Linked DNA regions of Homo sapiens: regions 1 and 3 are each linked to region 2. A link is a contact called in ENCODE Hi-C or POLR2A ChIA-PET data. All regions are on one chromosome and are shown on one strand. Each heading gives the region's core, a stretch centred on a gene start or an enhancer-like site at or near the end of the contact. The rest is flanking DNA. Distances are from core to core; before and after follow the strand shown.

The links. A loop is a pair of places that touch in the nucleus more often than their neighbours do. ChIA-PET counts read pairs that join two places held with the same protein, here RNA polymerase II (POLR2A). Pooled maps may share reads with other maps.
Region 1: a loop to region 2 is called in a pooled map, with 5 times the contacts of the local background. The contact joins two enhancer-like sites. A Hi-C loop is called at or near these places in 2 of 168 maps with a recorded cell type or tissue (MCF 10A and PC-9), 17 of 37 single-sample maps with no recorded cell type and 11 of 50 pooled maps. POLR2A ChIA-PET finds 5 or more read pairs at or near these places in 6 of 52 experiments (HEK293, HepG2, OCI-LY7 and 3 more).
Region 3: a map of endothelial cell of umbilical vein shows a loop between it and region 2 (5-fold over the local background). The contact joins two enhancer-like sites. A Hi-C loop is called at or near these places in 9 of 168 maps with a recorded cell type or tissue (HepG2, PC-9, ascending aorta and 6 more), 5 of 37 single-sample maps with no recorded cell type and 19 of 50 pooled maps. POLR2A ChIA-PET finds 5 or more read pairs at or near these places in 5 of 52 experiments (H1, HEK293, HepG2 and 2 more).

The regions. Positions count from the first base shown.
Region 1 is chr2:20,494,792-20,497,676 of GRCh38, reverse strand. All of the region lies in intron 1 of LOC107985856 (a long non-coding RNA gene), which reads left to right. Among named protein-coding and RNA genes, the nearest start is that of RHOB, 49 kb to the right of the region's middle. Within about 2 kb of position 1,441, at least 4 of the 41 ENCODE cell types and tissues checked have a DNase peak (open chromatin) inside an H3K27ac peak, as active enhancers do; they include PC-9, where a contact is called at or near this core.
Region 2 is chr2:20,567,034-20,569,864 of GRCh38, reverse strand. It overlaps a transcript of HS1BP3 not described here. Among named protein-coding and RNA genes, the nearest start is that of HS1BP3-IT1, 24 kb to the left of the region's middle. Within about 2 kb of position 1,349, at least 10 of the 41 ENCODE cell types and tissues checked have a DNase peak (open chromatin) inside an H3K27ac peak, as active enhancers do; they include PC-9, where a contact is called at or near this core.
Region 3 is chr2:20,633,234-20,635,989 of GRCh38, reverse strand. The region is part of intron 4 of HS1BP3 (HCLS1 binding protein 3); the gene reads left to right. LOC124907740 (a long non-coding RNA gene) reads left to right here. Exons shown (of 2, transcript XR_007086243.1): 2 at 988-1,274. Among named protein-coding and RNA genes, the nearest start is that of HS1BP3, 16 kb to the left of the region's middle. RefSeq lists an enhancer at 197-246. Within about 2 kb of position 1,494, at least 21 of the 41 ENCODE cell types and tissues checked have a DNase peak (open chromatin) inside an H3K27ac peak, as active enhancers do; they include PC-9, where a contact is called at or near this core.

The sequences.
Region 1 (2,885 bases), core at 192-2,691, 72 kb after region 2:
AGATTCTCAGATTCACTGGGGCTCCTGCTGCGTCCCCCTTTCCATTCCCTCCACTCTCTCCACTCTGTTCCTTGTTCAGCCCATAACGGCCTCCCCGGGCCACTGGTCAGCCCCCAGTGTGCACGCCCATCCAGCTTTCCTCCACCCTGCAGGTGGACTCACCTCCTGCTCCTGTCCCAACCTAGCTCAAAGCCCTTCCCGACTTCCTCAGCATTCACTTTTGCCACAGCTGCCCTACACACATCCCCTATTTCAGCAGCATTGCCCATAGGAAGGAGTTCAGCTTAAGTCACAAATGCATCAAAATAATAAACGTGTCCTCTTTTCAGTCCCCCGAAAGCACCAGGCACCACGCCGCCTCTGCACTTCTGTCCCCGTTGTTCTTCACCTTGGAAGCCAGCTTCCCCCTCTCCACTTACTCACACCTCGCTGTGGATGAGGACTGAGTGCCTGGCCTCTGCCAACCCCAGCCAGCAATATAGCTGAGGGAGCAGGAGGTTGTCCACTCAGCCCAAGGAAGGAGAGGCCACGCTCAGCCCCATGCGGGGGCTCTGCAGCTACTGCCCTTCGCAGCTGTGCCTGGGGCTCAAGAATGTCCCAGAACCCTCACCCTCCCCTCCTACCCCACCCGGCAAATGGAGTGCTGAGAAGGCACCGCTCCCCCGTGCTCTCCACCACCTCTGCAGACATTGTCCTGCCCTCCCATGTCCCATCCGCCACCCAGCTGGGCTTCAGGACATGGATGATGCTTGGTCTGCAGTCTATACAGTTCCAGAAGATCAAGAAAAACATTCTTGCAGTAGAAAACAGTGTTCTATGTGCAGAAGTTGACAGGTGCTATTGTCACCTTTCAGAGCAATTTGATGCCTTCTGAAACGTGAGTGCCTGTCACTGGAGGAGGAAGTGTTTTTGCCAAGCGTTTGATGCATTTCCAGCAAAGTCACGAAACGCACAAAGCTGCCTAGCAGCGGCCTGCTCCTCAGCCAGCCACCGCTCCAGGCTTCCTTGAGCTTCATGGTGTCCTGAGGGCAACACTGTGTGCCCTGACCCTGCTTTGTCTTCTAGTGGGAGACCTGAACTAGAGTGCCATGAGTCAGCAGGCTCAGTCCGCACTCTTTGCCAGGACATGAGCAGAACTAGGGGGACAACTTCTGCTACATTTGCTTGGAATTGCTTTTGTCTTTTCATCCTAATGAGGTAGAAAGTGGGAGAGGGGCTCCGTGTAGTCTGTCCCCTGAACGTCTCTGCCCCCACACCACTGCCCCACCCCAAACCCAGAGTGGACTCACTCATCCTGGAGCTCAGCCACCCCCACACCTGGAGGGTGGTGGCATGCCACCAGGGACATTAGCTGGACAGTAAAGGCTAGTCTGTCCCTCCCAGCACAGTGAGTCACCAGGCAACGACTAGCTCCTCAACAACAGAAGAGTAGGAATCAGGGATGACCAGTTGTTCTTGCTCCAGTGAATGCCAAAATGCCCCTTGGGGATTCTTGGGCTCTTCTCTAGAAACAGGGAATGTATAATGAGGGCATTGGAATCTCAGAGCCTCTCTGTTAATATAGTAAATGTTTATGAGTATAAACTCTAGAGTCAGTATGCGTGGGTTCAAATTCTACCTCTGCCATTTATGTAAACGCTGTGTGACCTCAGACAGTGATTTGGCTTTTCTGTGCTTAGACTCCCTATCTTTAAAATGAGACTTTTAAAGGTAATAAGGGAGCTCCTCTACTTCTTAAATTTGTCTCAGAACAATTAATATTTAGTATATTAATATATTTTAAAGTAATGTCAAAAACCGCAATTATTTTTGCACTAATCTAATACTTTTAACAATGTCCAGCGCATGGTAAGTACCACAAGTGCTAACTTGCTTTGGGGGAGTTAGACAGAAATCAAGTGCACAGGCTCTTAGAACTTGGGGATAAGTAGCCAGAAAACAAACAAAACAAAAAATTGGGCCAGGTGCAGTGGCTCGTGCCTGTAATACCAGCACTTCAGGAGGCCGAGGCTGGGGGATTGCTTGCGCTCAGGAGTTTGAGACCAGCCTGGGTAACATGGTGAAACCTCATATCTACAAAAAATACAAAACTTAGCTGGGTATGGTGGCATGTACCTGAAGTCTCAGCTACTCGGGAGGCTGAGGCGGGAGGATTGTTCAAACCCAGGAGGTCGAGGCTGCAGTGAGCTGTGATCATGTCACTGACATTGTGCCACTACACTCCAGCCTGGGCAGCAGAGCAAAAAAAAAAAAAAAAATGAAGATTAATGGATTTTGGATCTTGGTTCTGTCCCTTTCTAGCTGTGTGACTTTGGGCCAGTTAGTTAAATGCTTTGTGCATCAGTTTTCTCATCTAAAGGGGGCAATGTTACTAGTACTAGAATAGTTAAACGATTAGATGGATGGATATTTAGAAAGTTTAGAGCAATGCCTAGTACTACATTAGCTATTATTACTGTTCTGCATTATTATTATTATTATTATTTTATAGTTTACCTATGAGTATTGTATTATTATTTCTCTGCTATAGGAGAGACACAATTTCAGGGCCCTCATTCCCCAGGCTGTGAGGGGCCTCAGCTGAGGAACAAGGGTCAGACTAGAGCCCCAGAAGGTGGTAATCTCTTTGGCCCTGGAGTGGGGCAGGCCAATGCTCAGTCTGGTCGGAGGGTTCTCATTTGCAATTCTAACAGAAGCAGGGCACTGCTGGATCCTCCAAGGAGGGCAGTACTATTATGAAGTGTGACCCAGGCCATCACCATCCACAAGAAAAGAGCCTGAACTTTGGGGATCAACAGATATGGTTTCAAACTTTGACTCTGTCTCTCAGCAGCCCTGTGACCTTGGACAAGCTGCTTGATTTTCTGAACCTCCATTTCCTCATC
Region 2 (2,831 bases), core at 100-2,599:
GAGAGGCGGTGGGGCAAATGGGAAGCAGGGCAAGGTTCAGGGAATGTGTGAGGCTTGGGCTTCCTGGATACTCTAGAACTTAGCCCACAGCCTGGCCTGTGACTTGAGGTCCCCTGTGCCCAACTCCAAGGGCACAGGCCAATGGTTGGGAGACTCACTGGGATCAATGGAGTCGGAGGATCAGGAGGACACTGGGAACCAGTGGGGCTGGTGACCGAGAGAGGCATGGCTGTGGGTTTGTTGGTGGACTTAGGGGAAGGGTTGCCAAGTAAAATACTGGTTACATTTGAATTTCAGATCAATGAATTTTTTTAGCCTGAGTATGTTTCAAATATTGCCTGGGAAATACTTAGACTAAAATAAGAATTTGTTGTTCATCTAAAACTCAAATTTAGTTGGGTGTCTGATATATTTCTTTGTCAAATTTGGCCACCCTATGTAGGAGTCAGCCTGTTCTGAGAGGCAGCCACAGTCTGTCCACAGGCCCAATTACAGCAGACGTTTCTAAAACAACAAAAGCCCCAGCAGCTTGCACAGAAAAACAAAATACGTAACTTCCTGAGGACACGTTATTGTCTGAAGGTGGAAGTCTGCGATTTTGAAGGAAAAAACAAAAAGTTTTCTTGTAAGGAAGAGTGAGTCACAGACAGGCTAAACATGTTTCTCTGCCTTTTGGGGGTGGTGGGACATGGGCCTCCCTTTCTCTCTCTCTCTCCTGCCTCCATTCTTTTGGCTACCCGGGAACAAGGCCCAGGCAGGCTGGGCTGGGCTGCGGCTGAGCTGTAGGGCCACTGTCAGTCCTGCTGATCATGTCATTCCTAGCTGCCGGGCTCATTGGTGCCCGAAGTCGACCAGTACTCTGCTTACCCCAGAGAGTCTCCAGCCCACTGGGACCTCAAGCCACAGACCAGGCTGTGGGCTAAGCTTTGGAGTGACCAAGACGGCCTCGAGGGCAATCTCCTTGCCAGCAGTAGAGAGGATGCTGATGAGTCCCTTGGGAGGTCCCAACTGAGCTCTGGGGCTCAGAGCTGGGAGAGGCTGCCAAGATCTGCCTGTCCCTCATCAGGTGGGAACTCTTCGAGATAAGCACTATGTCTTATGGTTCTCCATCCTGTCCCCAACACAGGGCCTGGCCTATCACGGTGAGTGTGGAATGGGATGTGGCCTGGGCAGCTGCCCAGCCCTGGGCCCTGAGCTCCTTCCAGGAGCTGCTGCCACAGACAGGCAGATGTGTCAGCATGGCTGGGCCATGGCAGGCCTGGGAGCCTCCTGATTTGGTTCCTGTCACCTCCTCCCTCACCTCCTGTCTAGTCCCCAGACAAAGGGCCCAGTTACAAGCCACAAGTCTGATCCTGTTGCTGCTCTGCTTAAAACCTGACAGGGCTTCCATCTCACCCCGAGTGAACACTGAAGCCTGACGGCGGCCCAGGCTTGGCCCCTTCCTCCATTACCCGCCCGGCTCCAGCTCCTAGGAACCCCCACCACGTGCTGACCCTGCTCTTCTTGCTGTTCCCTGAACAGACTGGGGTTTCTGCACTTGCTGCTCCTTTTTCCTAGAATGTTCTTCCCCAGGTAGCCACGGGACTCCTTCCCGCCCTCCTCTAAGTCATTCCTGACCACGTGTGAGACTGCAGCCCCCTACCCCGCACCCCCCAGCACCACCTTTCTCCTCCTGTGAGGCTCTTTCTCCTGCTAGAACTGACTTGGGTTTGTGTCTGTCTCCAGCTAGAATGGCCCTGAGTATAGGGATTCATTTCTCTTTTGTTCTAGGCCCTTAGCTTCTAGGACAGTCTGGGCAGTCAGCAGGTCAGGGGTGGTGGGGGTGGTCCTGAGGCACTGAGCGAGACCAGCCCTAGAGGAGCAGGTGAGGAGGGGGCTGGAGCTGCCCTCCTAGGGGACTGACTGTTCAAATGACCTCCAGAGAGCCCCTGGGGACGTTGAGTTCCCCCTCGGTGCTGGGGGCCAGCTGTGGGAGCCACATCTGCATCATTGGAACTCATCTCCTCTTTCTTGAAGCTGCTGCAAACTTGGGGTCAGGTTCCACTGGCACGGAAGGGACACTGTGGGTCCTAAGGAGGGAAGCTCAGCTACTCCCAGGGACTGGGGTGAAAGGGCAAGGTCACAGGTCAGAGAGTGACCTTTCTAGCCTGCGGTCAGTCCTCTGGGCACAAAGGCAGCCTCTCCTCTGTCTGCAGGAGCCTGGAGACTGTCTGGCCCCACGGCATTCCAGGCATTCTTTGGGGTCCTAGTGGCCGGGGGCTGTGTCTGGGGGGGAAGTAGGTCTTTATGCCAGTGAGGAAGTGTCTGGCTGATCGCAGACCCCCTTTGTTTGGCTGCCAGCACCACATGCCTTCCTCAGGCCTCTCTGTCTTAACGAACTTACCAGCAGGGGCGAGGGTGGGTATGGGGACTGGGATACTTGGGGCCGGGCCCTCCTGTGGCCCTGCAAGCACAGAGCCCCTTGATTCCCCAGCGTCTGACTGGCCTGGCCTCAGGCAGCCCAGTAGGAATCAGTGTGAGGGCAAGGCTGAGATGCCCCCAGCTTCTGCCCCCTTGTTCTAGAAGCAGCACCTTACAGGGAATGTGGCTTGACCAGTGGAAGGAACTTGAGTCCGGGGGTCACCCATATTGATGTGAGTCCCGTGCTGCTGCCACTTACTAAGGATGTGACCTTTTCTCAGTAACATCAAGTCAACTCCCAAGTCTCGGTGTTGTCGTCTGTAAAACGAACTAGTAATATTCATCAGATCGTGTTATTGACAGATTAGATGAATCTGTGTGATGGTGAGCAGGGTGGCTTCTAGCACATGCAGGCACCCAATACCCGTGAC
Region 3 (2,756 bases), core at 245-2,744, 66 kb before region 2:
CGCTGCTGCTCTGCTGAAGGGCTGCTCCACGGCAGGGCTGCTGGGAGGGTGGGAGTCGCCAGCACAAAGCCGGAGCCCAGGCCGGCCTGGCTTTTCTTTGTCTTTTAAACCTGGTTTTGATTAGGGACAAGAGAGCGTTATTACACCATTAGAGAGCAATTAAAGATAGAAAAAGCCCTCACCTCGGCCCATCCCAACACCACCGCTCTCTCCATCTGCTGGGGCTCTCTTCTGACCCCGTCCCAGCAGCATCCATGCAACCGCAGGCACAATGCACGTGCCTTTTCGTACTCTGCTTTTCCACCCTATGGTCTGTCCCGATTGCTGCTCCATGTCGCCCCTGTTTTGTATTTAAGTTTCTATTTTAGAATGTCACGGTGCTGAGAAAATTGACATTCTACCCTAATAGTTCTGCCTTATGCTGGAAATCCTCTGCGGGAAACCTTTTTCATTGTGACTCAAATAACACACAATTAGTATAGAAAAATTGCAAACACAGATAAAAGTCCTTTCCCTGTGAATTTCTGAATGCACCTTTGAATATTCACATCTTACTGCCAAAATGAGATTGTCTTGTGTGCCGTTCTGGAATTTGCTTTTTTCCAGCTTACATGTTCTAGGTCCTTCCAGATCAATAGCTGCACTCTCCCTCCTTCCTCTGCTGGTTTCTCAGCTCGATGGGCTGTAAGTGGCATTACCAGGCCCTTGCTTGTGGGCGTGGCGGGGTTTTCTGTAGGTTTTTGCTATTACAGGCAATAACCTGAGGAACTTCTACATATACAAAGCTTTTATTCTATGGAGCCTTCCCCTATATACGTGCCCCAGAGCAAGGTCCCTGAAGCTGCTTCTGGGGGCTTTGGGGTACCATTCCAGTAAAAGGTTCTCTAAGGGCTGAAGCCCCTCTGTTGGGAGGCCCCTCTGCTTTTCTAAGCCCTGCCCACCCCCGCCCTCAGGGCCCACTCCTCCCACCTCTTCTTTTGCACACAGGGACCCCCTCCAGGCCCTGGGTCCCTGAGGACTCACAGCGTCCTTGGGACAGGCTGGCTCCTGTATGAACAAATGCACCTGCCTGCAAAGCTGGTCTTCCCAGACTCCCTGGAAGGGGGAGCCCACACCCGGGTCCCCGTGCTGTGGCCTCCGTGGTGAAGCTGGATGTTTCTCTGGAATGCCACGTTTTATGGTTGTTTTTTAATATGGATTTTGCTTCATCTTTCATAAAACAACCACATGTATTTTAGTATAAAAATAATATCTTACTCTATATTTGGATGAAATCACTTCTCTGGAATGATTCTGTGGTTTTGAATGCTCCTGGCACATTGCCAGGTGCTCCCAGATTTGCTAACCCAAGATTTAGCAGCAAGACAGTCCCTTAAGGTGAGCCGTGGAGGGGAGCTCTGTGGGGACAGCAGGGCCTCAGTCCCACCTCCTGAGGTGCCCTGGAGCTGCTTCCCCGAGGGTGCCTCTTGCTAAATATCCCGACCACTGCGCATGGGCCTGGCACCTCTTTGTTCATTCCAGCCTGAGCCTGGGCACCCAGGGCTCCCCTGATGCCACCAGTGCAACAGAGACCACCTAGGGATTCTGGGCCACTGAAAGCTTGGCAGAGATAGAGATTCCAGGCCCCCCTCAGATCTGGGTAGGGCCCCCAGAATCTGTGTTTTAACAAGCTCTTGAGTTGGTTCTTCCGCAAGCTCCTGTTTGAGAATTCCCAGAAACCAAATTCTGTTAAAGTGTTGGAAATGCCAGAAAGGAAACAGGTGTGGAGAGTGGCAGGTCAGCCGTCACCACAGTCTGCCGCCCACAGGGGGCTGAGGACAGGGCGTGTCCAGAAGGCACTTCCGGTACTGTCTGCTCCCCAGCAACTCCTGCTCGGGCTGGGCTTTCCCTCGTCTGCTGACCCACCTGCTGGACGAGTTCTCTGCTGTGCCATCCTGGGGTTCATGTGGGGGCCACGAGCCAGGATGGCTGGGCCCGACCTCACCCTGCACCTGTGCAGCACTTAGCCCTGGCCTGGCTGGGGACCCAAAGCCATAAGGAAAGGAGGAGGCAGGTGCCACAGCTGCCCTGCAGCGTCACGCAGGCGGCACTCCACCCAGGCTGTCACAGTGATCACAGCAGCACAGTGTGCATGCCAACTGCATTTCCCCATCCAGATTACTGCCGTGGCCGGACGCAGCAGCTCACGCCTGTAATCCCAGCACTCTGGGCAGCTGAGGTGGGCAGGTTACTTGAGATCAGGAGTTCAAGACCAGCCTGGTCAACATGGTGAAACCCTGTCTCTACTAAAAATACAAAAATTAGCTGGGTATGATGGGGCACGCCTGTAATCCCAGCTACTCAGGAGGCTGAGGCAGGAGAATCGCTTGAACCTGGGAGGCGGAGGTTGCAGTGAGCTGAGATTGTGCCACTGCACTCCAGCCTGGGCAACTGAGACTCTATCTCAAAAACAAAACAAAACAGAAACCAAACAAACAAAAAAACAGATTACTGCACAAAGTCCTGCCTGAATGAATGGGCTGTTAGGAACAACAGATGTACCAGTGGTTTCTGCTTTTTAAATTCAGTAGCAAAACCTTTGGCTCAAGAGAAATATCATCCAGAATCCCAGTACATAAAACAGGCTGAAGTAGGATTTCCCCTGGTTGGGACAAGTGAGGACTGGATCTTTGTCCCTCCAGCCTCAGCCCCACTTCCTGGGGTAGCCCTGGGCAGCTTTGCAGAAGGCGAGGGCCCCTTAGAGTATGGTTTGACAG